Regions from separate parts of the Homo sapiens genome. Here all the other regions are linked to region 1. Evidence: chromatin loops called from intact Hi-C (ENCODE). Cell type or tissue: endothelial cell of umbilical vein. All regions are shown on one strand. Links, peaks and the distances in the headings refer to the core of each region. The heading gives the core; the rest is flanking DNA.

Region 1 (10,579 bases), core at 1,159-9,158:
TTTAATCTTCCATATCTCTTGATTTCCCTTTCGGATTGTAGCCCTCTTTATCTTTCTCTGCAGCAGTTTGGGTAATTTCCTCAGATACAACTTTCATATCACCAACTCTCTCTTCAACCATGCCTGATCTGCTTTTAAAGTTGGCCACTATGTTTAACTTTATTCATGATTTTTCATTTTGAATTGTTATATTTGGTTGTTTTTCAGATGTTCCTTTCTTTTTTAGTCCTATTTTTTTCATGAGAGTTTTTATTCCTCTCTTTATCTCTTTAATGAGTGTAAATATATTTAATTTCTAGACAGTTTTAGGTTGTTACATTATCTCAGGTTCTTGGGGGTGCTATTTCTCTCACATGTGTCTGCTGACTCTCCCTTATTTGGATCTTTTTTTTTTTTTTTTTTTTTGGTTTGTTCTTTTTCATTGTAAACTTATTTTCAGCTAGAGTATTTTTTCCCTGTGGCACCCCTGTGTACTTTAAGATGTGGTAGTATCATTTTAGACAAGTTTTACATTTGATTCTTCTGGAAACTCCAGTAGTTTTACTTGCTTGAAGTAATTATGACATCTACATTAATATATTCATTTGAGATTCCTGTACTATGCAAATAGTGTAAAATTTGGATTCAATACCCATGCACAGCACAGATTTGTTTTCAGAGACAGAGTCTTGCTCTAACACCAGGCTGGAGTGCAGTGGCTCAGTCATAGAAGTCTACAGCCTTGAACTCCTGGGCTCAAGCAATCCTCCTGCCTCAGCCTTCCAAGTAGCTGAGACTATAGGTGCACCACCAAGACCAGTTAATTTTTTTATTTTTATATTTTGTAAGGACGGGGTCTTGTTGTGTTGCCCAGGCTGGTCTTGAATTCCTTGCCTCAAGCTATACTCCCACTTTGGCATTTCAGAGCTCTGAGATTTTGTAAAGATTGGGTCTTGCTATGCTGCCCAGGCTGGTCTGGAATTCCTGGCCTCAAGTGATTCCCCCATCCTGGCCTCTCAAAGCTCTGGGATTACAGGCATGAGCCACCATGCCCAGCCAGCACAGGTTTTTAAATTTCCATTTATTGTGGGGAACTTTTTCTCATCCAGATATCTAATCAGTGAGAATTTTACCAGTTGCTTTCTAGTACACGAACAATGTGTTTTGTAGTCCCCTTGTATGAGGGAAGCAGGTCTTCAGTTCTAAGTCCTCACCTTTCACAGGCCCAAGGTTAAGTCCTTTATTGTGTATGTGTGTTAAAGCCTAACCCATAGCTGTTAGATCCTATAGCCATGTCTAATATCCTCTGTACTGTTCTGGTATCAGCTCATGCATTTACCACATTGACTATAAGATTCTTCCTTCTCTGTGGCACATGGACATTTCCTCTTTTTTTTTTCTTTTCTTTCTGTTTACCTGTCTGTCTCTGTTTCAGCTACGTATGCAAAATAGTTTTGTTTTATCCAGCAGTTCTGTGTGCCTCAGCACATAGAAGAATTTCAGTATGCTAAGGAGGTGGAGCTAGAAAGCTATGTCAGTCAGGTTTGTAGACTACTGACTGGTGCAATAGAAATACATGACCTTTGGAACTGAAACCTGAGACTGAGCTGTGACTTCACCACTTACCATCTGAGTAAGCTGTGCCTAGTCATTCAACCTCTCCAAGCTATATTTTTCTCATCAATAAAAAATAGATAATGTTAGTATTGATCTTCATTACATGGTTTTCCTTATTGCTCTAAATTCACTTTTATTTAAATTCAAACCATTTTCTCCATCCCACTTCCTAGAAAAGCTAGAGAAGATTGCAATTTTCTTATATATCTTATTCAATATTTTCCCTTATTAAACAAATATGTTATGAAGGAATAAAGCAGTTATTGATTGAATGATCTTATTACCTTTCCTCAATGTACTTTTCACATACCAATGGACTGAGAAAATCTCTGACAGAAAAAAGACCTAAAATAGGAAAGAAATGATAAATTCCATTTCTTGGTAAATATGCAAGGATGGGGTTGGGGTGGAGTTACATTTCTGTGGAGTTTCACCCCTCACAGTTTTCATCTCTCTTTCTCTCCCTGGAGAGTGCAAATGAGTGAAACCTTATATTAGTTTAGACGTTCTGCTTCGATACATGTTTAAGAGCCAATAAACCTGTCAGAGTAGATTTCAGGCTGAGACAAGGTGAATGGCCTCACAGTAATTCTGCCAGCGCCTCAGGGTACCAGGCAACATAAGCAGAGAGGTCACCAAATGCCTGCTCACCCCATGCCCAGGCGCAGAGATATTCCACATAGGAATATAAGGACCTTTCCCAAAACGTTGTGTTTGGCATGTGGTAAAATTCTTTGTCAAACAGCAGAGCAGTCCGATAAGAAAACAACAACAACAACAACGAAGAAAAACAGAGCAAAAAATGAAGGCACATAGAAATAACAGGTCCTCTTAGTGATTCTGGTGGTTTGTAAACTCCACGTGAAAGTTATTATTTATCATGGAAGGCAATGTGGAGGTGTACACACCCAAAAGCTATCCACTTTTACCCCACAGACAGACTTACACAAAAACACTAGGTTGTCCATGGCAGTTTAATTTTTTTGTTTTTACTTTCTATAGCTTGTTTCTAGTAATGAAGACCTATAGGTACTGATCTATAGGGATTGCAAAATTAAGAAGCCAATTCCACCAATTATTCCACAGTGTGCCCTATAGGCAACAAGCCAAGTCCTACTGCATAGGACTTCCTATTGGCATTTTTTAATATCTAACTTTTAAAATATGAACAGATAGCCAAGAATTATCTGACATTTCAAGAAAGCCTCCAGCAGAAAAGACAGAGACATCAAATCAGAAGAAAGGAAGAAAGGAAACTCAAAAGAAACAGAGACAATATACTAAAGAAGAAAACTTTAATCAAACTATGTTTAATGATCTCAGAGGTATAAGATAAGCTATTTATCCTTAAAGTTAGGATGCTAGTAAGAAAAAAAGAGAAATAAATGAAGCTTATTGTTTAAAAAATAAAACGTTCTTAGAAATTTAAATATGATAACTAAAATTATGTGTGCATGTGTGTGTAAGATTTGGAAAATAAAGGTAAGGAAATATCTCAAAACATTAAGAAAAAGTAGAAGGCAAATCAGAAGAAACTAAAAGTCCAGTGCAGCAGGCCCAACATCCTACCAATAGGATCTAGAAAAAAATATGTCAAGAGAAAGATTATGGGAAAATTTTTTGGACCTGAAGAACGTGAGTCCCCAGATTGAAAAGTCCTATTCAGCAACTAGCACAATAAATGCAAAAAGACCCAGCTCTGTCATAAAACTTCAGTACACCAGGAAGACAGTAAAATTTTCAAGAAAGGAAACAGTAGGTCACATACACATGATCAAGAATAAAACGGCAGTCAATACTCAGTACTAGCAAGGAAAAATACAAATGTTTTCTGACATTTAAGATTTAAGAAATCTTGACCCATGCACATTTTCTCAAGAAGTCTTCTAAAGGATGAGCTTCACCTAATGCAAGAAAGACAAAACAATATCCAGAAAATAAGGAATCAACACAGGAGGAAGATGAAAGAAATTCCCTGGACAATAATGAAAATAAGTCTTAATATGATAACCGTACACAGGTTTAGAAAACAAGCAACACAGATACAAGAGTCCAGAGACATATGGAGGAAGAGCTCCATTAAAAAAAAAATTCAACTAATTGGATTAGGTGGTACAGCTGCTAATATAGGTAGTTATACATTGAGATACTGTATGTCTTGTGCTTGGGAACATGAGTGCAGGAGTCAGACTGCCTGGGTTCGAGTCCTGGCTCTGCCACTTACCATCTTATGTGAGCCAATTAATTTCTCTGTGCTTCATGCTTCCCATCTGTGAAATACAGATTATAGTTACCTACCTTATAGAGTTATCATAAAAAAATTAAATGCGACACTGATACTGTGATGAAAACAGTGTCTTGAATATTGCTGGATGTTAGGGGAAGCAAAGACAGTAACACGTACAGAGAAAACTAAGTCATTTTTTTAAATGAGTAAACTATCAGCTCTAGGAAAAAGGATAATTGAACAAGAAAGGAATTGTAATGATAGTATGCTCCTTGGCTCAGCAGAAAATATTTCCATTGTTGGAATAATGCAAATCCTGAAAATTGTGATGTAATAAACTGGAAGGATAAAGGGAGGAAAACGGGACTTAAGGGAGAAATCGTTATTTACCATAATAGAAGTGCGTAGAGGTAGTATTCTATTTAGAATATGGAATTAGATATTAAAATAAATGGCTAAACACATCTGAATTAATCCTCAAGGAACAGGACTTGGTTAACTATGGCATTTGGTTAGCATAAATAAAGAAAGAAGGAGGCAAGGAAGGAAGGAGTACAGGAGAACCGGCGCTGCTGCAGTGATTCTGAAGCACGAAGTTCTAAGAGAAGCCTCAAGATTGTAGGTCATGGTGGAAGTGCCCACCGTGGAGTCTGCACTGCTAGGAAGCATTCCCAGGAAGGGAAGAACCTTCTATTCCACGAACCCATAACATGGGTCTCCATTACCCTGAAAGGGTTTTTCCTGTCTGGAAAAGGAACCTGCAGAGATAATCTAATAGTGAAGGAGGGAAAACTTTTTGTTTTTACCTCTTCTACCTAGAACATGAGTTAAGTTTGGCTTGACACTACAATCACCCATTAAAAAAAAAAAAAAAAAAGAAAGAGTACATTTTGGTTTGAAATAGTATTTCCTAAAACAGCAAGTCACAGTACTAAAAACTGACATTTAATTACAGGTAACTGACATATAAATAAAGGGATAAATATCCCTGTTGTGCTCTGAAATTAAATGAATAAAAAAGGATTCTGCCAAATAATCATTAAAAAGATGAAAGAGAAGGCATGCAGGTTGCCCGCATAAGGATAACACTTAAGTGAGGCCTGAATTTGTCTGAGCTGCACATGATGTTTCAAAGCCATGGCAAGCTGTGAACAGCCTGAGGGTTGTGAACATCCGGGTGTCATGACACTTTTCTACATTAGTGACCCATCACCGGGTGGCGCCTCCATCCTTGGGCAGGACCTGTTGAGGTCCTCAGCACTCACACTGTCTTTAAAGGCTGCACAAAAACCACAAGACGAGCCAGCATGGAGGAAAACAACTCATTAGGCATTTTCCTGTCTGGGGTACAGATGTGTTTGGATTTCAATGAAGGAGCTGAAACTTCAACAGCTGAGCTAGAGACAGCTGTTCCAGAAACCCAGAGGGAGACCTAAAGGTCTTATTTTGTGTTGTGTCTTGGCAACACTCCTTGCTATTGCTGACCCGTAGCAAAGGGCCAGTCCTTTGTGATAGGCCTTGAGGCGATCATATTTCCAGCTGTGTCAAGAAGAAGCAGTGTGACACAGTCACAGGAACTCCTTGCTTGGGTCACAGAAACACCAAGACACCACCTAAGCATGAAATCTCACACAAAATATAAGCAAGTAGATATTTTATGACAGCTATGGGAAGTGACGATTTTGTAAGAAGCAAAATAAATGCAAATGAATTTTTTTTTAACATGTAAAATTCTGAGCCAAATGGCTTTGGATTTATAATTCCCAGGGATTTTGGTGCTTTCAGTAATGAGCAGGAGCATGGAGTTTTGGGGGGGTTAAATCCTTTAAGTGTTTCTCTATAAAACCAATTCATGCCATGCCAGCTTTTCTGTCCTAAAAAAGTATTTCAGTTTACTTTCTCACTTTTTCCCCTAGGTTAGAGCAATGTTTTTTTGTTTTTGTTTCTGTTTTTTTAAAAAAAGCAGGGGCAGGGGAAGGGGAGAGATTGAGGAAGGGAACAAATACTTATGAAATTCCCATCCTGTGTGGGCATCGTGGGAGAAACTTTGTCCACATAATCATAAAAATTCTCATAATTCTAAGCCAGGAATTATTATTATGATACCCATTTTAAACATAAAGAAACTGAAACTCACTGTAAAACATGTTTAAAATCACAAGGCTAATGTGAAGCAGAGCTGAGATTAAAAATGAGGTCTGTTTGAATATTAAATCTATACCTTTTCCCCATATCTGCATCCCAGTGTTCATTGCAGCTTTATTCATAGTAGCCAAGAAATGGAACCAACCTAAGTGTCCATCAGTGGATGAACTGATAAAGAAAACATGTTCTATATACACAACATAATACTATTCAGCCTTAAGATAAAAGGAAATTTTGTCATTTGTAACAACATGCACAAAACTCGAGGACATTATATTAAGTGAAATAAACCAGGCACAGAAAGACAAGGCACCATCTCACCTATGTGTGGAATCTAAAAAATTGAAACCCCTAAGAGCAAAGAGTAGAATGGTAGGCACTGGGGGCTGAGGGAAGGGTGAGTGAGGAGATATTGATCAAAGGTTATAAAATTTTAGTTAGACAGGAGGAATACGCTCAAGAAATCTATTGAATAACATGGTGACTATTGCTATTAACAATTTATTGTATACTTGAAAATGGCTGAGAGTAGATGCTAAATGTTATTACCACATACAAAAAGGTAGGTGAGACAATGCATATGTTAATTAGCTTAATTTACCCATTCCACAGTTTACACATATTTCAAAACATCATGTTATACGTCATGAATGTATACGATTTTAGCATACATATATATACATACTAAAAATTAATAATTATTACTAAAGGAGGTATAAATAAGTGAAGAAAGAAAGAAAAAGAACTATGCTCTTTCCTTTTGACCATGTTTCTTCTCATAAATGTCAAACACAGACCTTTGCTTTCTCTTATGCAGTAAGGCAGCGCTGTCACTAACAGAGGTAATACATTCCTTTTATTCATGTAAGCCATATAGGATAGTCCATAAATTAAAACTGTGAGAATAAATGTGCTTATCTCTAGTTTATCAGTTAAGATTCCTGCTGTGACATATTTCTCTTTTGCCAAATATTCTAAAATCTTCCTTATTCATTGCTTCTCATCTTGCCCAAGTAAAATTGGCAAGCACTGTTATCCTCACTTAATAACACAAGTTACCCAGGGAATAGCCTGGATTAGAAGCTATGATGCCCACAGCTTATGGATAAGCACTCCGAGTCTTCTATTTGGACTCAGTGAAGAATTCAGAGGTCTATTTGGTAGAAATTCAGTTAAGAGTCTGGCAGATTTGATTATTTCAGAGCCACGGTTTCCAGGACACACTACCTTTGCCTGTTTTCCTTCTCTGATTGCTTCTTTTTAGACGGAATTTTCCTATTCCCCTAACCTTTTAGAATTGGTATAACATACAGTTCTGGTCCCAGACTTCTCCCTGATTATTCTCTTTCTTCATTTAGCCAAAAAGTATTTGAGCTTCTATTACATGTACATGTCAACTGCCTTTTACTTACAGGCCTATTTCAGCTCCTACTGTGGGTCTATCTCCTGTTAAACAACAAGCTCTTCCTTCAGTGTCCCTCAACCCTAAGGGTGATAGCAGCTTCTAGCTGGTACTAATCGCTAGGCTACTCCCTGCTTCTTGTAGGGCTTTCCAGCTTCTCCACCATCCTTTTAACCAAGTATCTGTATTAAATCCAATCTGTATGAAAGACCTAGGAGGCTATTTTCCTGGCTGGATCCTGATGGGCACAAACAAACAGCATTCTTAGTTACAAACTATAGAAACAAACTTTAGCATTTTGGCAGGAAAGAAATATAAAGATATTGGAGAGCTCAAAGAATCTCTAAGAGGATCAAAGAAGCAGGCTGGGAGACCACAAAGGAAGGAGCAGTGCTCAAAAATCTCAAAGTAGAACTGTTCCGGCAAAGCCACCATTACTGCCATGCTCCACGTCTTCGGTTGCACCACATGTCACCAACACTGGATTCTGGAAGCTACCATTCAGATTGTTGTATCTTCCACCATCTGTCAACAGAATCAATTCTGGGCTTTCCTACCTCTTCACGACATTAGCTTCCAGTTTAGAGACTGAGGTGGGTATGCCTGATTGGCAAAGTACGGGTCATGTGCCTAATCCTGGCTGCAAGGACAGCTGGAGATGCAAGTGTATCTGACATTTTCAGTTCCTATCATGGGAGATGGGCTCTTCATAGGCAGTGACATTCCCTAAAAATAGCACAGGGATTTAGATGCTTAGGGGACATTTTATTTTCAACAGACCCTGAGACAAGGATTGAAGTATAAATGGAGGAGGGGAGATCCCAGGAATCACTGGTAAGGAAGTGGGGGAAGTGAGACAAAAGAGAAAACAGTCAATGGACAGTAAATTATTCATCAGGTTTCCACTATGGGTGACTAGAATTAAATACCACTGGGGAGATTCTGGGAGTCGGTGTAGAACACACACCTTGGAGCGGTCCCACCCAAGGGCCAGGGAGCTGGTGTACTTATCCATCACCTGTTATCTGACACTGTTGAAAACATCTGGGAGGCAGGGTTCATTCCCTCACATTCCCAGCCTCTCTTCCTCTTGCATGAGCTGAATGGGCCTCAACATTCAGAGGAAACTTTCAGACAAATAAATGTAGGCACTGGCAGTTGAAAGTTGGGCAGGTGTGATCTGGAAAAGAAAATGGAGGTGGCAGGACACCCACCACATCTGCTGCAGGAGATAAGATCCACAGGGACCTGGAACCTGGGAGCATCAAGGGTATATCAGTAAGCAAGAGAGAAGCATTCCTGGCCTCACTAAGCTGGTGGCCTCCCGGTTCAGACATGTGAAAAGGAAGTCCAAACAGTGTGCAAGAGCAACAGAGGCAATACAGGGAACCAGAGCTACACTTCTGGCCTCCAAGACCCACGAGCATGGGGTCAGCATCCTAGTCATTTTTCAACCCCATTGCCTATAGTAGTATATATTCAATACATGTTTTCTGGCCCTACACTGAATAGTCAGGCACATTCCTGATGCATTATATTTATTGTCTCTGACTATTACCCAATAAGGAAGGTGTGCCCCCATTTTACAGTGGAGGAAGTTAAGGCACTCCTAATTCCTCCTAACTGCCTTACTACTAACATCCTTCATATCTCAGCTTTGATGTAATCTCTCCAAAAGGCCTGCCTGCACCATGTGCCTCCATCTCCAAGCTGAGGTTATCTTTATCACAGAACTTATCCTCTGTTTTGTAATTGGCAACTCATTCTCATGAATTTTCATGAGCAGAGCTCTTTAAGAGCAGGAACTGTGTCTGTGTTGTTTAGCAATGTATACTCAGCATCTAGGCTTATGCTGGCACATTTAATTTGCACCAATCATTTTTTGAATGACTTGAATAAGTGACTAAGGCTCAGAGACATTAAGTAACGTGACCAGTCACAAAGCTAAGAGGTGACACAGCTGAGGTTTCAACTATAGTCTGTCTGACCCCTAAATCTCTCCTACATTTTGCTGAGGGGTAAGCAACTTAATCCATTTACAGCAACCAGAAAATTTAAGTTGGATTAAATGCTTGTATTTTAAGCTCAAAAGTAACGGGTAGGGAGTCTAAGAACTTCTCATAATCATCGGGTTGAAGAATTACCAAACAGAACTCTGGACCCAAAGCTAGAAGAAGGTTCCTAGAGGACAAGACTCCTTATCCAAACTTTGCCTGGGCTGGACAACATTTAAAACTCTCCCTTAATTTAACATTTTAAGATTCTAAGGTTTTTAACCTAATCTCGCGGTAAAAGGAAAATTTTTCCCTCTAGCACCAATAACTAATCGACCTCATCAGCTTACTAAAATAACTTTAAAATATTAGAGATAATTTTAAGGCACCTGATATGGTTTTTTATGCTCCTTTAGACATTGCAGAAAAGTCGTCTCAAACTCACACTTGTCAGACATACACAGAGCCACATTCAAAATAAAGAGGATGGGGGAGATACTGGTTTGGAAATCAAAGGAATTCTTTTTCTGCCTTATTTATCCAGACAATATTCTCACTCCTTCATTTTTGCCAAGTCAATGAGAGCTATCCATCCTCTAAGCATGCATTTCCCACAGACCCTCAATTCTAAAATGGCCAAGAAGCAACATCGATTCAATAACAGCCTTTTGGTACTGGGGGTGGGGATGGGAGGTGGAGGTAGGGAAGCGAGAGATGAAACAGACAGGAAACATTCAATGAAATGTTCACTGAAATTACAGTGCACAAATCCTGATTTCAGAATGCTAACATGCAGCACTAAGAGAGCCTTAGAATTGAAAAAACATGCTAATTAAACAGAAAATTGTCAAATGATATTTATAAAGTGCCTACATATTTTGTCCAGATGATATTTCTAGACATAACTAAAAAATAGTGGGAACAACAAAAGGAAGTTTCACATAAATTACATGTTTTGAGGAGGTAAAATGCATTTTTAAAGTTCCTTGAAGAGTTTAAGGTGTTCAGATTTGTTTCTGAAACTAGCAAATTGAAAAATTACCAAACTAATCAATACATATATACATATATAATAATGTGGGTGCTTGGATAATCAGTGTGAGCTTTCTTGGTAAAAGCTGAAGTAGGGGTTAATTTCTACTTTAGCTCTTTTTCTTCTGGAGAAAAAATATGTCTGTGCCCCATCAGCTTTCAAATGAAAATCCCTACATGCAG
Region 2 (10,579 bases), core at 1,403-9,402, 340 kb before region 1:
CTGATTACAGAGAGAGTAAATATAAACCACAACTTTGGTGGTTGAATGCTGCAGAACCCTAAAGTTAGAGGTCCCAAATTTGAGTGCCATCAGATCTTACATGAGTAATTTGCATGTGTGAAGCAAGTGGGCAGAGGTAGGTGTACTGGAGATGCTTTGTCTATGGGGGGACAGAGCTGCAAGGTAGAAATGTGAGACCTATGTCGCCAGAAATGACAAATTTTCAAGGGGAGCTTGAAGTCTAGGTGTTTATATGTGATCTCTAGATTTTAAAACACTGCAACTAAATCCAACTTTTTAAGTTATTATATAACACTGCATGCCAAACAAAACACAACTGTGGGCCAAATATGATCCACAGGGTTTGCAATCTCCACCTTTTTAGCCTAGACAGAATGGAACTCCACCTGTTTGGAGAGGCTTATGTTATTTTGGGGTTTTGTGTGTGTGGCTTTTTTCTGGGAACATTGATTGTATATAATGATCCACAATAAAATTTTCTTTCTCAGGAAAATTCAGGTAGCTGTGGGAATAACTACTAAACTGGAATATGCACTTCCCTTTCTCCCTCCGTCCCCGAAATGAACCACCCTTCCCAAGTAAAGCTATTTCAGAGAGGAATGGTAGTAAGAAAGACTTAACAGCATGGTCAATGTAGGGCATTCATAAATTCTAGATTTCTTAACTCACACTGGTCAGCATAATCAAAGATTACAATATTCTCTATTTAGGGAGGTTAAAGATACCCATCAGAAATAGACATCCCCTCTGTCCTTGAAGAACTAATTAAAAGGCAGATTACTGGGGAACACCCAAGCAAGAGACCCTCAGCTGATCACTGTTAGGCAATAATTCAGCACTGCTAAAGCCGCAGATACTCTCAAGACACTGGAGAGGACAAGCTGCTTGCCATTATACAAATTAGATTAGGCCCAGAAATGGAGAATTCTTTCAGCAGCCCTGAAGTAAGGGGGTGAGTGTACTTTCCTGCCTTACTTTTGGGCTATTTGTAGAAATTGAAAACCTCAGAAACAATCTGAATATCTTGGAAGGCACAGCCTTCTTTTAATTTGGGACTATTTTACCACTCAAAGAACAGGGTTGTAACACAGGTGAGGCTGGCTAGGGAACACTTTTTGTAGGCACTTTGATTTTGTGAATTTTCTGCTGGTTTCTTAAAGGCTGGCTTCTATTTTGAGGATTAGACAGATTTTAGGTTTGGTTTAGTTTCTTCTAATCCACCGGCCGCCTTTGGCCAATTCACTATTCCTTAGCACCTCCACTTGGGGGCAGGAAATAAAATTTGAATCTCTGCCAGCTACAGATTAAAAAGTTTGGTGAGAAACAAGAATGGAATGTGAGCTAGAATAAATCTTTGGATTTTAAATATTTAAACTCTTTATCCATTATTAGAAAAGAGTGAGTTCTCTATAAAATTAATGCAAACTTATTATTTGATTTTGTATCATAGACACTGGTTTACACATGATAAGCAGATAGTTTATTTAAAATAACGTCTTTTAAAAAAAGCATGTCTTGCTTTCTCTTTCTAAAAATGTAACTTCAGAAAAAGTATCTTTTATACCAATTACTTAGGAATTTTACCAAAAAGATCTTTGGCAGCTCAAGATAAGTATCTGAGACATTTTGCTAACATACAAACATTAAGCTTTTAGATGCTATGTTCTCTACAAAGGGAAAAAGCACTTTTAAAACTAATTGTACTTGTAAGCATAAGGTTTATAATCAGATCTCAAGACCAATTATTCACAAAGTAACTAAATAGTAAGTTTGACTTTTGCCATAATGTTGAATTAATTATATTGGTATTTTGTGGGTAGAAATCTCTAGGGAGAGATGCAGTTATTAAGACTTTAAGCTTATCTTATGTAATCGAATCTACCTTTCCTAAAAGAAAAAAGAAACAAGTGCATAATTTACTTTTCTATCAGAAAAGATTTATTTTCTCAATTGTGGACAAATATATTAGCAAGAATAATGTCCATAGAAATGTATTGATTAAACATACCTCAAAGACTATTTTTTTGCTGTAGATAATAGTAGCAGTAAAACCAAAGATTGAAATGGCAGTATTTTGTCATCTCAGTATAGGACATTAACAAAATTTTTTTTTTTCTTATTAGCTCTCTAATAACTATTAGGAGGTTGCCTCACGAAGCCCCTCTTTAGAACTGCTGTAAAGAAGGCAACCTCTGTGTGCCAGTTATGAAGGTTTGGTGGATCCATTTCTCATACCAAAACATTAGAAGACAGGATTAAGCATCGTGAGCTAATTATAGCACATGACAGAGCAAGGTGGCCACATTTATCAACCAATGGGACTTCACCTGTCTCCCAAGCCTACCAGATTCTGGAAATGTAATGACTTCCAAAAATGTGGAAGAAGTATAAAGAGCTTTGACCACTAATTTTAAAATAGGTTCTAGAGGTCATATTTGGGTTTGCGTAGATATTTCATTTACATTTTATCAGTTTTAGCTTTTAAGAAAACATAATATTGAATCCCAATTTCAGTATGGTAGAACCAAAGGAAGAAGGAAAAGGTAAATAACAATGATTGATGGTCCATTTCATTGTGGAAATGACACATCTCGCTAGTGTTTATACATAATGTCTGTGGATATATAGTGGCAGTTTATTTTTTAAAAATCCATCGTATTGTTTAGTTATAGATTAAAGCCAAGTGTGTGGCCCTTAGTTTATTTACAAGTGAACTGGATTATTAAAAAGAGAGAAGGTGGGGAAGTAGGCATTTTGAAGGCTCTGAAAGGAATCCATTTCACTTACAACTAGATCAGTTGGGATGCGATTACCTCTGAGCTCTCTCTGTCTGTGGTATAATATATTCATAAGAGCACAAAGCTTAAAATGTAAAGAATTGAAGAGCATTCCTCAGACAGTGCCCATGAGGTATTGAAAAGTTAGTATATTCATGGCCAATGGACCAGTGAAACCATTTATGTCTCTTCCACATGTCCAACTGTGGGTAGCTATTCTGTACTGATACCTTGGGTCCCCCTTTTTTTTTTATTGCTGATTGTTTAGTTCAAAGCACAAGCCCTATTGAATAAAAGGAAACTTTCTTAAAGATCTTTCTTTTCTTTACTCAAAGAATAAGTTTCTTCCAGGGAAGCAATGAGTTGTATAGCCAAGAGGTCATATTTTTAAAATGCATTCCCAATTTGAATTTTTCCACTATTACTTTAAAGAGGGAGCTTTGCATACACACAGACTAAGAAAAGGAAATTCTTTAAAAGTACTTTTTAAATGTATGAATAAGTTTCAAAAGGTGGGTACAGAAAAAGGGAGGGGATTTTACTTAATGGAATCTCTCCCTAGATATTTAGGGATGAGCTAGAACAAGCCAACCAGGATGAGAGAGGTTGAAAGGGACCCTGCAGCCATAGGAAGTGACTTGGGGAAGTTGTGTAGTGCTGGGAAGTCTGCACCATACAGAAGCCCTGACTTTCGGTGACCCTCTTATTAATGTCTCCAGCGGATGGACATGGACCGGCGGAGGGAAGATGCCCGGAACCCGAAACGGAAGCCCCGTTTAATGGAGGAGGATGAGCTGCCCTCCTGGATCATTAAGGATGACGCTGAAGTAGAAAGGCTCACCTGTGAAGAAGAGGAGGAGAAAATATTTGGGAGGGGGTCCCGCCAGCGCCGTGACGTGGACTACAGTGACGCCCTCACGGAGAAGCAGTGGCTAAGGGTAAGCCTAGCTTTTCTAACCCGCTCTCACTAGGTGGAGGGTTTTTGGTGGCTTGGAGAAACCAGGGGCCTAGAGCTGGGATTTTCTGAGGAGGTTGAGTTCGCAATCAAAGGGAAGGGGCTCTTGAACACAGAAGATAAAGTCATTCTGCTGTTGCATAAAGTCATTGTGCTGTTGCATGAAAAGATAAAGGCGTTCTGCACTTCAAGGCGGTGCTTGGAAAAAAATATGCAGGATTTTTTGCTAGAGCAGAATTGGCCATTGGAAGCACAGGATTATGAGAGCTGTGAGACCCACTAATGTTTTATGACCAATTGCCTGGTCATGCCTCACTCTCTCCAACTGAGAATCAAAATGTGGAAGGGCACCTTAGAGATCTTTGTAATTGTTCCCCCTCATTTCATGGTCTTTAATCGAGGTTTTACTTCTGCAAGGTCTGCACAGATCTTTCAGGGATAGCAGAGTTTTCTAACTGTGTGGTTATTTTGTAGACCCATAGTACTTTTAGAGCTGGAAGGTACCTTTGTACTTGCTTGGTTTGATGAAGAAACTGAGGCCCAGAGAGGTGACATGGCTATGCAGGACACACAGCTGGTTAGAAAGCACAGAATCGGTGGGTGCTTATGTGTCTACATGCTCGATTTCCGCTTGATCTGATCTGTCCATCACAAACACAGATTAGAGCCTGGGACTCGGGTCACCGATGCTTGGAAATGTTATTCGGGAGTTTGTTTATGTTGTTTTTCCTTTGGAAAATGGTGATTTCTCATTTTGATTGAGGACTGAAATCTCAGAACGTTCCTTGGGCAGCACAGAAATATCAAAATGCTCTTAGGAGTCGCGTGTGTGAACACTGAGGCCCGGGTGACTGTTCCATTCGAAGGGTTAGCTCTACTTCCCATTTTTGGGAGTAGACTTAGTACCTAGAAAGGCACAGCAACCTGGGACGTGCATTCCAGACACAGCCAGTAAATGCATGCTGGAAATAGTAAGTGTAGTTGGGTAAAAACCAAGCAAAACAAAAGCTTTGGGGAGTTGTTCGTTTTATCCAAGGGGAGTACAGTTCCCAAGCTTTGTGAAACATGGATTTTAGGACCCAGGTTTTAAGTAGGTAGATGGGTAGAAAGGCAGTGGGCAGAATTTTGAGATTAGATACCAAAGGCAAACAGGTCTTGTCACCGCTTGAGATGTGATTTACTCAGGATGTTGTATGATGAGAGGGACGTGACCTGAATTTTGAAAAGATGGGAGCCTGTGATTCTGAAAAGCACTGCTCATTATTTGTGGTTGAACCGTTGTGTATAAAATAGAACATTTGTGTGATTAGTTTGTCGTATCCAGTCAAATATTCCAGTGACCTCAGAATATGATTCTGTGAATTTTCTTTGTTTCACTATTGAGATTATAGTTATGTAATTAGGATTCATTCTGTAATATGAAGAGTTTTTTGGCTAATATATATTTCTGAGCTTGGGAAAATTTTATTTAAGCAATAAATTGAGTACCTGGAGTATTATTACAGCAGACGGGACAATAATAATCTGGGCCAACCTTTTTTTTTTTTTTTTTTGAGACAGAGTCTCTCTCTGTCACTGAGGCTATAGTGCAATGGTGTGGTCTCAGCTCAGTGCAACCTCTGCCTACCGGGTTCAAGGGATTCTCCTGCTTCAGCCTCCCCAGTAGCTGGGATTACAGGCGCATACCACCATGCCCGGCTAATTTTTATATTTTTAGTAGAGACGGGGTTTCACCATGTTGGTCAGGCTGGTCTCAAACTCCTGAGCTCGGGTGATCCACCTGCCTTGGCCTCCCAAAGTGCTGGGATTACAGGCGTGAGCCACCGTGCCTGGCTGGGCGAAATTTTTAAAGCTAAGCTTTGATATGTTTACTCTCCAGACATTAAAAGCAAAATAACCTTGTTTATTGGGCAAGAATGTAGCTGAACTTAACTTCTTAAAAATAATCATTGGGAATTGCCCTGAAGAAAAACAACATTATGAATCTCAGGAAGTTTTCCAGTTTAAGATATCTGTTTTGTTTTCTCTTTTTCATTCAGTTTCTATCCCTGATGAGTAGCACAGTGCCTAGCATAGAGACTCAGTGAATGTTTGTGAAAATGAAAGTACAGCCTTAAGAGGAAAGGGAAAGTGACTAACTTATCAGCAGTGTTAGGAGAGCATTTCTCTTTTTAGCGCATCTAGTAAACTTCCTTTTATCTACAACATGCACATTTAAAAATGGAAAATTAGTTTGTTTTACAAAACTGCACTGTGAAAATTGGTTTTTATAATTGTAATTCTGAAATGCCATGCAACATACTAAGTCATCCAAGAAGGACGAAACTGTTCTCAAAACAGCTTTATTGTAACGTATCTTTTTGTAATCTAATCTTTTGAAAACTGCATGCCCGTATTTGGTATGAAACTGGCAACTTGTTATTAATCAGGACATGCAATGGATGCAACATGCCCCATGGCCTAAGCATTCAAAGTAGATGCTTCCTGTCTTTGGTGTTCACCAGCAGCAATCCTATTTAATATCAGCCTGTTAAGCTTTTTTGATGATGAAATGATATTGAAGGGGTTCTCATGGGCCTGGATGTGAAGAGATGTTCTCTACTGGCTTATGATTTAACACATTGCATGAACCCAGCCAACATGGCCTTGAAAGGGAGTTTGGCAAGGACCGTCGTGTAAGAAATGCTGTAACAGGGCTAAAATAATTCTTCTTTTTCCTGGCAATGTTGTACAAAGCCTGCTTGGCAGAGACATCCAAGATGCATAGCATCGCAGAGCTGCAAGGCAGTTGAATGGAACAGCTTCCCATCCCTTGCTTAAATCACATTCTCTGCAATCTCTGTGCCAGGAGGCTGGCCACCCCTAGAAGGAAAAACTACCTTTTTGTCTGTGTAGCCCCTCCAGTTCGTGGTCAGCTCTGATTAATAGTTCTTCCTCCCTTTGAATAGAATCTTCTTTCCTTGTAGCTTCTCCTCAGAGGCCTTGATTCTTTTCCCTGGGGTGAAGAGAACAATATTTTTTTCTGTCTTTAGTATCACAGCCCCATGGATAAAATGTTTGCAAACTCATGTTCAGTCTGGATTGAACTTTTCTACCTTCCTCTTTCTCTTGAACTTTCCTCCTCCTTCAAGGCCCAATTCAGTTGCTACCCACTCTGTGGCACCTTCACAGATAAATATTAATTGCACTTTTAATTGTCCTCTTAACATTTCTTTGCTTGTCCTTCAGTCACAGTTTCCTAGTATTCTCGGTAGTTGCCAACCTGCCTGCTTTCCTGACTAGTTGATAAGCTGGCTCTGTATCTTGTTAGAATTTAGGACTTCTGTGTACAAATACTAAGTGCCCATCAGTTGCCAAATTAAAGTAGCACTGGATTGACAGATAAGGGTATAGATAGATGTGGGTAATGTTCACTGCTGCCACAGATGGACCTCAACATGCCCTGTCCATGGACCTATCCAGAAAAATAAACAGAAGTTGATTTCTCCCTTCCCTGAAAGTCCATGGTAGGTATACCTGATTGGTGAGGACAGCTGTTCTCCATAGGGTCATTCAGGGCTCCAGGCTGACAGAGCCTCTGCCGGCTTGGTCATCTCCATCCACTTGAGCTGGAAGTGGGGAAAACAACATGGAGTAGTGGGTATGGAAGTCTAATGGGCCCTGCCTAAATGGTTATAATTCCATTGGCTAGAACTTGGTTATGTGGCCACTCCAGCTGCAAAGGAGATGGAAATGTGGTCTGGCTGTGAGCCCAGGAAAACAAAATTTTGGTGAATATTTAGCCATCCCTGCCTCAGCACACTTAGGTTAAATTTAAGTGTTATGGTCACTTTCTTTGCCAGTGGTGTTTTGGTTTCATTGAAGACAGGTTTTATTTTGTAATCATGGCATGCTAAAAATTCCTACAGTGTCCTTTAGAGAATCTGTTTAGTTGGTGGAATTTAGAATTTTTTTCTGCATTCATAATGTTGTTTTTAATCAGGAGGATCACAATTTCAAACACAGTTCAGTTTTTTTTTTAAAGGTATTTTACATTGTTTTGAAATTCCTATTTCCACTGAGGAAACTTAGATGTCCTTAGTGTTAGCTGGTCTCAAGTTAACGTCATCTTTTTGTGGTAGTCAGTTCAACATTCACATTCTGGGCTGTTTCTCTCTTCCCCGGGGGCTCCCATCCCATCCTCCTCTCCAAGATGGCATCTGGATAAAGACGTGGTGTTTAAGCACGGCATTGGGGGCGAGCATCCTGGTTCTCTTGCTCCCCATGGGTCTCCACTGATCTCAGCATATAGCTGCTGGTCTGCTCCTTTCCTGGGAGGTCTTTACATGCAGCTGGTTTCATCTCATTCTTTTAGAGACCTTGATGACATGTGCTGTTGAAATCTGGAGCCTGGCCACAGGCACTAGTTAGAAGCTGTCCTGCATTCTCACATCTCATAAGACCCCTGGCCTCTTTGGCCTCATGGTGCTCTTAGCTCTTTTGTGTTCTGTTTGGAAGTCTGCAAACTCTCCTTGACTGATTTCTCCACACTGTGCTAGAAGATGCAGGGTGCAGTGAAACTGGCCCCTTCCTCAGCAGTTGCTAAGTCAGCACCAGGGGTTGTCAAACCTGAAGCTTCTAGAATCTGATGGTTGGGTGGGTCCTGGAGCTTTTTAAAGAAAGCAATTCAAAAATGTCTTAAGTTTGCAAATTGTATAAAAGTATGTAACTGTATTTGGGATCACATAGTGAGGGATCCTCCCAGAGCTTTGGAAGGAGCTTGTGAGTGAGAGGCCTAAAGCCTAAGCTTCATTAGCTTTCCAATAAATCCACCTTTAGCAGTTTTAGTGCCTCATTATCTTCCTTTCCACTCAGTCTCTGCCTCCAAACACCCCAGGCTTGGATTCTGAAGGGGGAGTATTGCATTTCAACCCAGCTGCAATTCAGTGCTGGCACAAACTAGCCAGACTTAGCACAGACTCCATAAGTTAAAGTGCATAGTCCCCAACAACACTGCCCTGACTTCAGACACCAGCCACACTTTGGGGGTCCCGAGGCCCCCCACACTTTTGACTGACTACAAATTCAGGGGCTCGTGAACCCTTTAGGCTTGATAATTTGCTAGAACAACTCACAGAACTCAGGCAAGTGCCATTAGCAACGGATTCGGATTGATTATGAAGTATACAAATCAAGAGAACTAGGCCAGGCACTGTGGCTCATGCCTGTAATCCCAGCAGTTTGGGAGGGCGAGGCGGGTGGAACATGAGGTCAGGAGATCGAGACCATCCTGGCTAACACGGTGAAACCCCATCTCTACTAAAAATACAAAAAATTAGCCGGGCGTGGTGGCACGTGCCTGTAGTCCCAGCTGCTTGGGAGGCTGAGGCAGGGGAATCGCTTGAACCCGGGAGGCAGAGGTTACATTGAGCCGAGATCGTGCCATTGCACTCCTGCCTGGGCGACACAGCGAGACTCCATCTCGAAAAAAGGGGACTAGCCAAATGAATGGAAGCACAGCATGCAGTCTGGGAGGAAACCTGGGCTCCTCTGCCTGCTCCTCGTGGAGTCAGCGTCCATCAGTCCTCCAGCTCATCAGTGTGTTCACTAACCAGGGAGTGCTACTGGGCCTTGATGTCCAGAGTTTTCAATGGGGTTTCACAATGTATAGGCATGATTGATTAGATTGTCGGCCACATGCTTGAACTCATTCCCCAGCCTCTCTGCCCTCCCTGGAGGTCAGACTGGCTCACATCCCCAACCCTGTAGTCATGTGGTTGGTCTTTCTGGTGACCAGTGCCCACTGGAGCTGTTTAGGGGCCTATCACACATGACACTTCATTATCAGAACAAAGTTACTCCTGTCACTACGGAGATGTCAAACATAGAAACTCCATGTCAGGAACCCAGGACAAAGACCAGACAAATTCTTTTTTTTGAGGCAGGATCTCACTCTGTTATCTAGGCTGGAGTATAGTGGTGTAATCTTGGCTCACAGCAGCCTTGACCTCCCAGACTCAAGCAATCCTCCTACCTCAGCCTCCTGAGTACCTAGGACTACAGGTACATGCCACCATGCCCGGCTAATTATTGTACGTTTTGTAGAGTCGGGGTTTTGCCCCATTTGCCAGGCTGGTCTTGAACTCCTGAGCTCAAGTGATCCACCTGCTTCCGTCTCCCAAAGTGTTGAGATTACAGGCATGAGCCACCATGCCCAGCCTGACAGATTCTTTATTATATAATAGGTAGTAATATATTCAATCCTGACCTTACTTCTCTTCCTCTTGACTCCTGTTTCCTCCATGGAAGAAGGCTCTCCTCCTTGCCTTCCTGTTACGTGGCAACTTCCTGTTCCCGAGTGATAGCACCATGTGCTGTGGCTTCTTGTGCCATTCTGAGAATCCCGGTCCTCGGCCTTGTCGTGGCCGAGTGGTTAAGGCGATAGATGAGAATCCCAGTCCGCTAGGTTTGGCTCTTGATCGTAAAGGTGGTGAAGGGAATTCACTACCCTATTTTGGAAGTCAAAGATGTTGTCATTTTTGTCTCTGCATACCAACTTTATCCTAATTCTGCTCAAGGCAATGAGTAACTCTCCCGAACAAGGGATGGTTCTTTTAGAAAGTGTGAAAGAGAATATTAACATGGTTAACAAATATTCCATCCATTACAGTTTTGTAACTTTCCTATGGTGTGTGCCCAAGGTGATAACAGTGCTATATTACAGATTACATATATATATATTTGCATGCGCAATTATACATATACATACATACATACATATATATATACACACACATATATATATGTATAATTGCGCATGCACAAGAAATGGCCCATCTTGATAATT
Region 3 (10,579 bases), core at 1,600-9,599, 100 kb after region 1:
TGATTAAACTTATACTGCAGCATTCTAGAATGCAAAATCGATACATAAGCTTACTATTTTAAAGTAGGCATAAAATCCACATATTTTGGGCCTCAATGCTTTATATAATCTAGTTTGAACATATAAGGTAGAGAGTCAAGAGGTCGTTTGAACCACTGGGATGGCTATAGTCCAAAAATATTTGAGAGCCATCACTCTGAAGAAATGAGTAGGAAAGGTTCTGGGGCCAAATCATATCTTGGAGGAGATCCCAAATGGCAACAGCAAGGAGTGAGGGCATTTTATACTCAGCAATAGTTTAACACAATGGTTCCTGTTAAGGGCTAAATTGTGTTCCCCCAAAATTCATGTTTGAAGACCTAATTCCCATGTGACTATATGTGGAGACAGGGCCTTTACTGAGATAATTAAGTTTAAATGAGATCACTGGGTTGGGTCCCAAATCCAAGAAGACTGATGTCCTTCTAAGAAGAAGAAAGGACACCAGAGCTAACACTTTGCCCATGAATACACAGAGAAAAAGTCATGTGAAGACACAGAAAGAAAGCAGCCATCTACAAGACAGGGAGAGGGGCCTGACCAGAAATCAACCCTCTTGGAACTTTCATATTGGACTTCCAGCCTTCAGGATTGTGAGAAAATAAATTGTTATTTAAGCCATTCAGTCTATGTTATTTTGTTATGGCAGCCAGAGCAGCCCAGTAAGTGTCCAACTTGTGAATGTAAAAAATTATATGAACTTCCACAAGCTATTAGTTATTCTATCTTCATTAACTGTTGACTGAAATGATATATAAATACATATATACACATACAAATAACTAGATATAATGAATTCAGCAATACCTATATGTTACTAATCATAACAACATATAAATAGATTTGTGGGAAAAAGTTGTATACATATTTGGGAGATTTGATTTTATTCAGGTTCAGATAATGCTTGATATTAATGTGTTTTCACAGTCAACACCCTTACAACAGTTACTCCATTGACTTCTTGGGATCCTCAGTCTCTGGGGTAGTAATCATCTATTCCCCACCCCTTTTAAGTCTGGCTATATTAGGATTAACTTGGGCTCAGTCCCTCTTCTGCAGCTGCTTCTCTTGATAGAGGGCATGGCACACACACACCCAGAATAAAATGTGTTAGTCACAGTTTGAGTAAATGATCTAATTGCAGGGATCCCATGAGCCAGGACAGATTTTAAGCCAGGAAAGAGGCATGGCAGCAATGAGATTAAAAGCTGACCTGTTGCTATCTATCTTACCATCTTATTTGCCTGAGACTAGAAGCTCATTAGGAAGAAGCACCAACATCTTCATCTTAAACCTCTTTCTATATCCCTTATGGAATTTATAACTGCATGAGCTTAGTTAACATTGTTTAATAAAAGAGGAGTCCAAACCAGGTGTTTCCAAACCTGGCTCATCATCAGTGTTACCTAAGGAGTTTTTAAAACTGTGGGTGACCAATCCTACCCTGTGCATGTCTGAAGGGTAGAGATCAGAGGACCTGCATTTTTACTATGCTTCCTCTGTTAATTCTGATGTAGCCATTTCAGCACCATTTCTCAGATTTGCATTTGATAACTGCATTAGATGAATATAGCCAATGGCCTCAATTAATGGTCACCCCATATCCTCCCCCTTTGCCCTATAACTGTAGTGCCATGCCACTGTGACTCTGAGCTTGCCCCAAGTGACTTGTTTTGGCCAACAGAATTTCAGCAAACTTGATGCAAGGAGAGACTTGGAAAAGTGCTTGCCTGCATGTCTCCATTTTCTCTCTTCAACCCCTGTCACTGCAATGAGACTATCCAAGGCTAGCCAGGTGAAAGGGTATGAGAGACACATAAAATAGGGCTGAGTCATCCCAGCCAAGGCCACACTAGACCAGCCATCCCCTAGCCTACTTACCAGCTGGCTGAAGATGCATAAGTAAACCCAGTTGAGATCAGTCAAGACCCATTTCAGACAGCAGTATCACCCAGTGAACTGTAGACTTGGGAGAAATAATAAATGGCTATTATTTTAAGCTACTAAAGATTGGGGTGGTTTGTTCCAAAACACAGCTTACTGATACAACAACCATGATGCAGACCAACTGGAGGGATGGAACGTCTAAACTAAAGGCTGGTGTCAGAGAGACTTGTAGAAATTTTCAATGTCTATTGCACAGGATGAAGAAAGACAATTTTCCAAGGTCACGTATATGAGAAGTGCCAGGCTACAGTTTAGTTTAGTTGGTTTGTGTCTTCCAAAGCAACAGCATGTAAGCAATGTTTCCCAAATTTATTTGACCACAGAGCCTTCTTTATCCCTCACTCCTAAACTAAGAATCAGACAAAATGAATATTCCATACAGCATACGTTGGGACATTATTTAAGATCAATTGGTCTTCATCCTGCTTCCATGTTGTTCCAAGGGGTAGAGCTGCATTTAAGGCATTATAGTTACAGGGAGAAGAATTGGGATTAAACATATTCAAGCAAGGATTTGTCAACTATGAGAGTTATCCAAAGATGAACTTGCTGGCCTTGTGAAACAGTGACTGCAAACCCCAAGACTAAAGGTATTCAAAGAGAGAGAAATCTGAAGTGACAAGTTAACTTCCTTGAAATCTTTATTCCCCAATAACATGACAAAGGCTTCCGATTACTTCTTTCAGTTCTAAGTGGTGTGACAGTTCATTTTATGTGTCATCTCGGCTAGGCTATGGTGCCCTCTTGTTTGGTTAAACACTAGTCTAGATGGGATGTGAAGGTATTTTGTAGATGTAATTAATATTTGTAATCTGTAGATTTTTTAGGTAAAGCAGATTACGCCCCATAATGTGGGTAGGTCTTATCTAATCAGTTGAGGGCCTTTTAACAACTGAGGCTTCCCACAGAAAAAAGAATTCTGCTTCAAGACTGCAACATAGAAATCCTGTTTGAGTTTCTCTCCTACCGCCCTGCCCTGCGGATTTTGGACATACCAGACCCCATAATTATGTGAGCAAATTCCTTAAAATAACTAGAATAATTCTCCCTTTTTCCCTCTCTCTGCCCCACCACACACACACACACACACACACACACACACACACACACACACACGTATATGTACATATGTGTGCACACACATATGTATAGATGTGTATGTATATATGTGTGCACACACATGTGTATAGATGTGTATGTATATATGTGTGCACACACATGTGTATAGATGTGTATGTATATATGTGTGCACACACATGTGTACAGATGTGTATGTATATATGTGTGCATACACATATGTATAGATGTGCATGTATATATGTGTGTATATATGTATATACATATATACATATATACATATATACATATATACATACATATATACATATATACATATATATACATATATACATATATACATATATATATACATATATATACATATATACATATATACATATATATATACATATATACATATATACATATATATACATATATCCTATTGGTTCTGTTTCTCTGGAAAACCCTGACTAATACAAGTAAATATCAAACATCGTTTATATTTTATCACAATCCTGGACTAAAATACCCAGAAGTTCTACCCTGCTTCCTAATACTTGCCTTGGAATCAGAGTGTTAGGTTTCCCAGGTTTCCTGTGTGGTTCCTCTAAGGACTCCTGTGGGTAGTCAGCGGAGAACCAGAACTCCTAGTTGCATTATTGTGGTAGCCAGGAGGTGACATTTCTCATATTCCCTTTTTAAGAGGGACAGATTTTATGAGTCACCTTGGGTGGCATAGCAATTTTGCAGCTGCGTAATGTTTGTAAGAAACTGACAGTCCCTCATGAACCACAGTGACCCAACTTGGCAGGGCCCCAGCACCTATTTATGGCCTGAGATACAGGGGAAGAGGTCACAGGAGGAGGTTCTCTCTTCTGGAATTGAGCCAGACAGACGATAACACTCTAGGTCAGAGTTAACACAGTCTGATTCACTGCAACACGTTCTCTGAATGACTTCCTAGGAGCCTAACTGAACTACTACAAATCCAGTGTTGATATCCAGTATGTAGCCACTTAGAAAAAGATAAAAAATAAAATAAAAAAGAGAAGGTCAATAATAAAAAAGAAGGCTTTAAGAGAAATAAACAAAAAATACCAAGTGTAGCCCAGTGATAGTGGGAATACAGACCTGGAACAACCCCCTTGCTCAGTTATGTGCCCTGTTCACATTACTCAGAAGACCTCACACTGCAGCTGCCGCCAACAGTAACTAGTGCCTCGAGGACAAATTCTTGTTTTTCCTTGCCTAGTTCAATACCTAGCACATAGCAGGAGCTTAAAAACTATTCACTGAGTCAATGAGCTACTAAGGACATAGAGCCCTTCACATCCACGTAGCTATTCAGCCAGGATTGTTTTTCATCCTGTCATTGAGCTTCACAAGCCCAGTATGATCCAGCACCTGAGAATATTTCTTTCTAAACTAGCCCTGATACATGTGTGCAGTTTCTGGGTTCTTAAAATCTTTAGAACTAAGGTCCTTATATTTGGATACTGTGTTTGTATTCATTTTCTAGGGCTGCCAAAACAAAGTAGCATACACTGAGTGGCTTAAACAACAGAAATTTATTTTCTCAGAGCCACGGCTAGAAGTCTGAGATTAAGATGTTGACAGGGTCGGTTTCATCTGAGGCTGCTGTCTTTGACTTGCGGATAGCCATCTTCTGTTTTTATCCTCACATGATTTTCCCTCTGTAACTGTCTGCATCCTAGTCTCATCTTCTTCAAAGGACACCAACCACATTGGATTAGGGCCCACTCTAATTATCTCATTTTATTTCATTATCTCTTTAAAGATCTGTCTCCAAATTTAGTCACATTCTGAAATACTAGGGCTTAGGAATTTGACATACACACTTCGGAGGGTCACAAACACATATACACACACATATAAGATACATGTAATAGGTAAATAAATCTTTTCACAGCTTTAAGGTCAGAAAGGGAAAGTCTTTACATCTGTTCTATCTTAATATCTTTCTCTGATTGCATACTTAGAACCCTCCATTAAGTGTGAAGGAAGAAAAACTATAGGATACAATCTCTGTATCTTTCCTCTAATTAACAATTAAACTAACTTTAAACTAATTAATTGATTTCTTTTTCATGTATCTCAAATTTTTATTTCCTCTTTGTATTAAGCTGTTCTTGCCTTGCTACAAAGAAATACCTGAGACTGGATAATTTATTTAAAAAGGGGTTTAATTGGCTCACAGTTCTGTAGGCGTACAGGAAGTACAGCAGCATGTGCTTCTGGAGAGACCTCAGGAAGCTTCCAATCATGGCAGAAGGCAAAGGGGGTACAGGCACATCACAGGCGGGAGCAAGAGAGAGTGGAGGTGGTAGGTGCCACACTCTTTTAAAGGATCAGATCTTGCCAGAATTCACTGTCATGAAGATGGCACCAGGCCATGAGGGATTCACCCCATGACCAAACACCTCCCACCAGGCCCCACCTCCAGCACTGGGGATTACAATTCAACATGAGATTTGGGCAGCAATAAATATCCAAACCATATCACTCTTTTAGAATTCTTGTAAGCTGAAAGAAACAGAAACACAGGAGTCTAGAAGTGGCCCACGGAGAAGTTGTTATGTCCTGAGCTCCTTGAGAACAGGCTGGGTCTTATGTCTGTATACTGTGAGCATATACTACATTACCTGGCATGGAATGGTTGTTCTAAAAATATATAGGTAAACGATGTGTGCAGGAAAACAAACCTCATGCTAGGTTCCTAGTTTTATGTTCCAGAAACACATTTGCCCCCTAAGCAATGTTAATATATGCTGACTTACGTTGGCCCATTGCATGCTTAACTTTTTAAAACACATTTATATATAATTACCTATTTCCTGGTGTTTCAACAGACTTGTTTGCAGCCATTTAAGTTAAAACAAAAGATAAATGTCTGCAGAGTATTATCTACACATAAACAAAACCCTAATAGCATCAATCTGTGAGACAACATTGTCCATTCAGAGATGAACTTCACCAAAACATACACTAACTGTCACTCATGGGGCTCCCTTGACTCCCCATTGCTAAGAGAGTGTATTCAAGAGTCACATACCTGTCAGGGTCAGCCTTGCATCTGACCTTGGCTTTGCCCTGGCCAAAGAGGCAGCAGTAAGAGGCAAGTGTGGGAACTTGGTTAATCTTCAGCACCTTTCTTGTTTAATACTATCAAGGTATTCCTTTAATGGGCCACTGATAAGGAGACTTTGTTGCTGAAAATCTTAAAAATTGAATGTCTAACATTCTATATCTGACCTGTGGCTGGTTATATAACTCTGATCCTTGAATGAATGATTCTGATCTGGTTAACCTCCTATCTTCTGTCTCTGGACCAGACTACGTATACTCTAGATCCTGTTATGACATGGTTGTCTATCTAGAAGGGGGATGTGGAAATAAATGATAATTACTACAACACAGTGACTAATCAGCAAGTTGTTTTCTATTTGTTCATTCAGAACAAAATTAAAACAAAGAAAACGTAAACTGGCTGGGCATGGTGGCTCATGCCTGTAATCCCAGCACTTTGGGAGGCTGAGGCAGTTGGATCACTTGAGGTCAGGAGTTCGAGACCAGCCTGGCCAACATGGTGAAACCCCATCTCTACTAAAAAAATACAAAAATTAGTTGGGTGTGGTGGTGCATGCCTGTAATCCCAGCTACTCAGGAGGCTGAGGCAAGAGAATTGCTTGAACCTAGGAGGTGGAGATTGCAGCAAGCTGGGATTGAGCCACTGCACTCCAGCCTGGGTGATAGAGTAAGACTCTGTCTCAAAAACAAACAAAAACTAAATTTATTATCCTCCCTGTTGAGACTGAGGAATCTTGATTAATAGATACATAGATGGGTCACAACTTAATTTCTTGAAAAAATTCATTATCAGCTGTAAATCTGCTGTAACCTAATGATTCTGTCCTCCCATTAAACATCAATGACCAAATCCTGGAATGCCACTTGCCAGCACTCACTAGCATTGCCATATAGTTCCACATCACTAGGTGGGGTTAAAAGTGTGATATGATGAATGCTGAACTCAGAGTCATAAGGACAAAAGTTCAAAACTCAGCTCCATAGTAGCTGTATTCTCTCAGCAAGTTACTGAGCCTGCTTTCTCAGTTCATCAAATCAAAATACCAGCATCCAACCCATAAAAGAAGTGCCACAAGGATTAAATAAGATAAGGAATTATGCCATCAATTAGTCAACATATATTTACCGAGTGCATACTAAGTGCCAGGCACTGTTCTGGGACCTAGGGAGAACATCACTGTGAACATCCCTGGTGGGACTCTTATGTTGGTAGGGGTAGAGGAAGTGATGGAATAGACAATAAATGAGCAGGGCAAAGAGAGACGATGAGTAATACAGCCTGGGGATAGAAGTCTGTTATTTTATTAATAGGGTGACCAGGGAAGGCTTCTCCAATGAGAGAACATGCACAGAGCTTAGAATGAGGTGCAGGAATGAAGCGTGCACTTATGAGAGGGAAAGAACTTCCCTATGCCCTAGAGAGAAGAGCAGGCACAGATGACCCAAGGCATTGTTCCTTTGCATAAGAAAGCACTGTAATCACTATTTTCAACCTTGGTGCTAGGCAGTGAAGAACCTAGTGGATTATTTTCAAGGACTGAAATACCAACATTAAATTTTGTTATCTCTTGCATAATTCAGAAGAAAACAATTGTTCCTACTGACTGACCCTAGAAAATACTTATTAAGTGTTTGTTAATGCATAAGATTTATCAGGCTTTAGAAAACCATTCCACATAAATGGATATTTCAAATGATTGATTACAACCCACAGACACACCAATACTTTAGGTACATTGACAAAAATAATCCTAAAATAGATTACACTCTTCCTTGCCCTCTTAAACAAAGGACACTGAATATAGTTCCTAGAGACTCAGAATCATTACTGTGAACATTAGTCATTATGATGCTCACAGGAACCACTGACCTCCATAGAGGGATATGTCCCTGCACTAAACGGCCACTCTTAAAAATAAAATATTAGCTGGGTGCAGTGGCTCATGCATGTAATCCCAATACTTTAGGAAGCCAAGGCAAGGGGTTGAGGGAAGGGAGGGTGGCGATTGCTTAAGTCCAGGAGTTCAAGGCTATGGTGAGCTATGATCGCACCTCTGCACTCCAGTTTAGGTGACAGAGGAAGATCCTGTCTTTAAAAAACAAAACACAAAACTTAAAAAAAATAGATAACAATTTTTCTTTGGTCCTTCCCTAGCAAACAACAACTTTCTTTTGATTGCTATTGTTATGTCTGACTTTGCAGGGTGCTATGGGCTGAATTGTATCTCCCCCAAATTCATATGTCGAATCCCTAACCCAATGTGATGTGTTTGAAGGTGAGGCTTTGGGGAGGTAATTAGGGACCAATGAGGTCATGAGAGTGGGGCCTATATGCTGGCATAGTGCCCTTATAAGAAGAGACATGCAAGAGCTCACTCTTATTCTCTCTCCATGTGCACATACCTAGCAAAGGCCATGCAAGAAGGGGGTCATCTGCAAGACAAGAAGAGAGCCCTCACCATAAACCTAAATTGACCAGCACCTTGATCTTGGACTCCTAACCTCTAGAGCTATAAGAAAAAAAATTCTATTGTTTAAGTTACCCGGTTGACAGTATTTTGTTATGGCAGCCTGACCTGACTAGACATAGGGTGACTGCATTTCCATTTCTGATTCACTGCTTCTAATCTCCTGTGAACTGCTTGATTAAATTTTGCTTAAAATAAACATTTGGATATGCTCCATGGGTGCTGTTTCGTTTACTTTGACTGTTTAGGTGTCTTCATTGTCTACTTTCAAACTCCAAGTTAAATTCTGGCATTTGGAAGTTCAGTATTTACATTTGTTTTCTAGGCTGCTAATAACTAAAAGCTGTTTGGGAAAGTGAACAATGCAGACCATGATTTCTGTTTTTTGTTTTTAACTTAAGGAAAAAGGGAAAAGCCTTCAATTGTTCCTCACATCTGAGTTAGGAGAAGAATCTTGAAGCCCTCTCAAATTCAGACAGAAAAGAGTTCCCTTTGAGAAATCATAATTATATTCTGACTGTTAACATTTTTGGTGCGAATGGTTGAAAGATGGGGGCAGGAGGAGCAAACATTAAATGCATATGCTAGCATTTATTTTATCTTCAGGGATATACTTAAGATGATATTTTTAGATGTTAGCCCTTCCTCAGAGTGTGAGAGTATTTGGGAGCAAGGGAGGATTGTTGCTTATGAAACCTCTGGAATAATAAAAATAATTAGTGTGCAGTTCACATCAAACCTATAATTACTGTGGTTGGGTGACAAGATATGCATCAACTGCAAAAGACTATTATTCTCAGAGTAAATAATATAACTTCTGACCAGTTTTAACATTTGCTGTAGGTAGAAGAAGCTAGAAGCTTGTGGGGGTGGGGGATGGGGTAGGAGAAGGCTGAAATATTTTTCTAAGATTTTAGCAGTTGGCTTAACAATGAGTGGCTAAGACACTTAACATAGGGGGGTCAAGGAATATCTGATAAGGACCCTGCTTAGGAGATGAAATTTTAAGATTGCCAATTGCTAATAAGGCTCTGAGGAGAAAAAAAATGTACTTTTTGAGTAGTGACTTGTTATTTCATGTACATTTTACGCCACGTATATATTATTGAGGGTTCCAGGATATAAGAGAGGAAAGGAAATGGAGCTTAGTTATAAAGCAAATAAGGAGAACATTTACTGATTTCAACTTCCACCTCTGGAGCACAGCCAAGTGTGTCATGTGGGTAATATATAAAATGGATACAAATACTCTATGGGCCAGGTGCCAGAACTTTAGGAGTGGCAATTGAAAAATTTAAAAATCCAAGAAGAAAATGATTTGACTCTCCCTTGTCTATCTCATAAGCACAGGTTCCTAGTAGTGCAGTTAGGTGTCTACTATCTGTCTCCCCAGCAAACTTTAGCATCTGGCCAAGCATAATAGCTTAGAGACAGTAGGGCAGCTAACAAATGTTTGTGTAAGAAATAGCTACATTTGTGAGACAGTTTACTAAACACTCTCACCTAAATTATTACTATAGCCTCCTATAAGAGAGAATGTGTTATTCTTCCCAATTCACAGATGATGAAGGCAAAACTCAAGAAGTTGAGTTCTTTGCCCAAGATCAAACAGCTTAAAAAGGGATCAAAGAGAGGTTTCTAACTCATACCTACCTCTAAATTCAGTGCTCTTTTCAATCACTGTTTGAAAACAATATACTAGTTGTAATTCTGTTACATTAGTATACACACTATGTTTTGTAACTGCTATGTCTGTGTATAATGTTGGCTTTTATAATGTGAGTTAATTGTCAAACAAATCACTTTCATGCTGAAGATGGTGTAGAGAAAATAAATCAAGTCCAAATCCAAAAAAAAAAGAAAACAATACACACCAAATAAAGAGGCATATTGATCCTACAGCCCTGGGCTTGAGCACAGCCTGGCAGCACAATAAATATTAGCTTCAGAGTAAC

What was found. Hi-C counts contacts between places; a loop is a spot of excess contacts. Peaks named below come from ENCODE experiments on the same cell type or tissue, not always from the same donor. Only the 100,000 strongest peaks of a DNase experiment are listed, where the experiment ranks them.
Region 2: it touches region 1 in a loop (4-fold over the local background); 4 of 110 quality-filtered maps call a loop at or near these places.
Region 3: a loop joins it to region 1, with 2.2 times the contacts of the local background. A loop is called at or near these places in 2 of 110 quality-filtered maps.

The regions. Positions count from the first base shown.
Region 1 is chr9:2,464,748-2,475,326 of GRCh38, forward strand. The region is part of intron 2 of LOC101930053 (a long non-coding RNA gene); the gene reads right to left. Among named protein-coding and RNA genes, the nearest start is that of VLDLR, 150 kb to the right of the region's middle. In endothelial cell of umbilical vein, for the core only: no CTCF peak of the experiment used is centred there; a DNase peak (open chromatin) is centred at 5,204.
Region 2 is chr9:2,120,202-2,130,780 of GRCh38, forward strand. SMARCA2 (SWI/SNF related BAF chromatin remodeling complex subunit ATPase 2) reads left to right here. Exons shown (of 34, transcript NM_003070.5): 27 at 3,518-3,736. Among named protein-coding and RNA genes, the nearest start is that of SMARCA2, 110 kb to the left of the region's middle. In endothelial cell of umbilical vein, for the core only: no CTCF peak of the experiment used is centred there; a DNase peak (open chromatin) is centred at 5,980; H3K27ac peaks cover 435 bases.
Region 3 is chr9:2,567,013-2,577,591 of GRCh38, forward strand. The region is part of intron 1 of VLDLR-AS1 (VLDLR antisense RNA 1); the gene reads right to left. Among named protein-coding and RNA genes, the nearest start is that of VLDLR, 49 kb to the right of the region's middle. In endothelial cell of umbilical vein, for the core only: no CTCF peak of the experiment used is centred there; no DNase peak of the experiment used is centred there.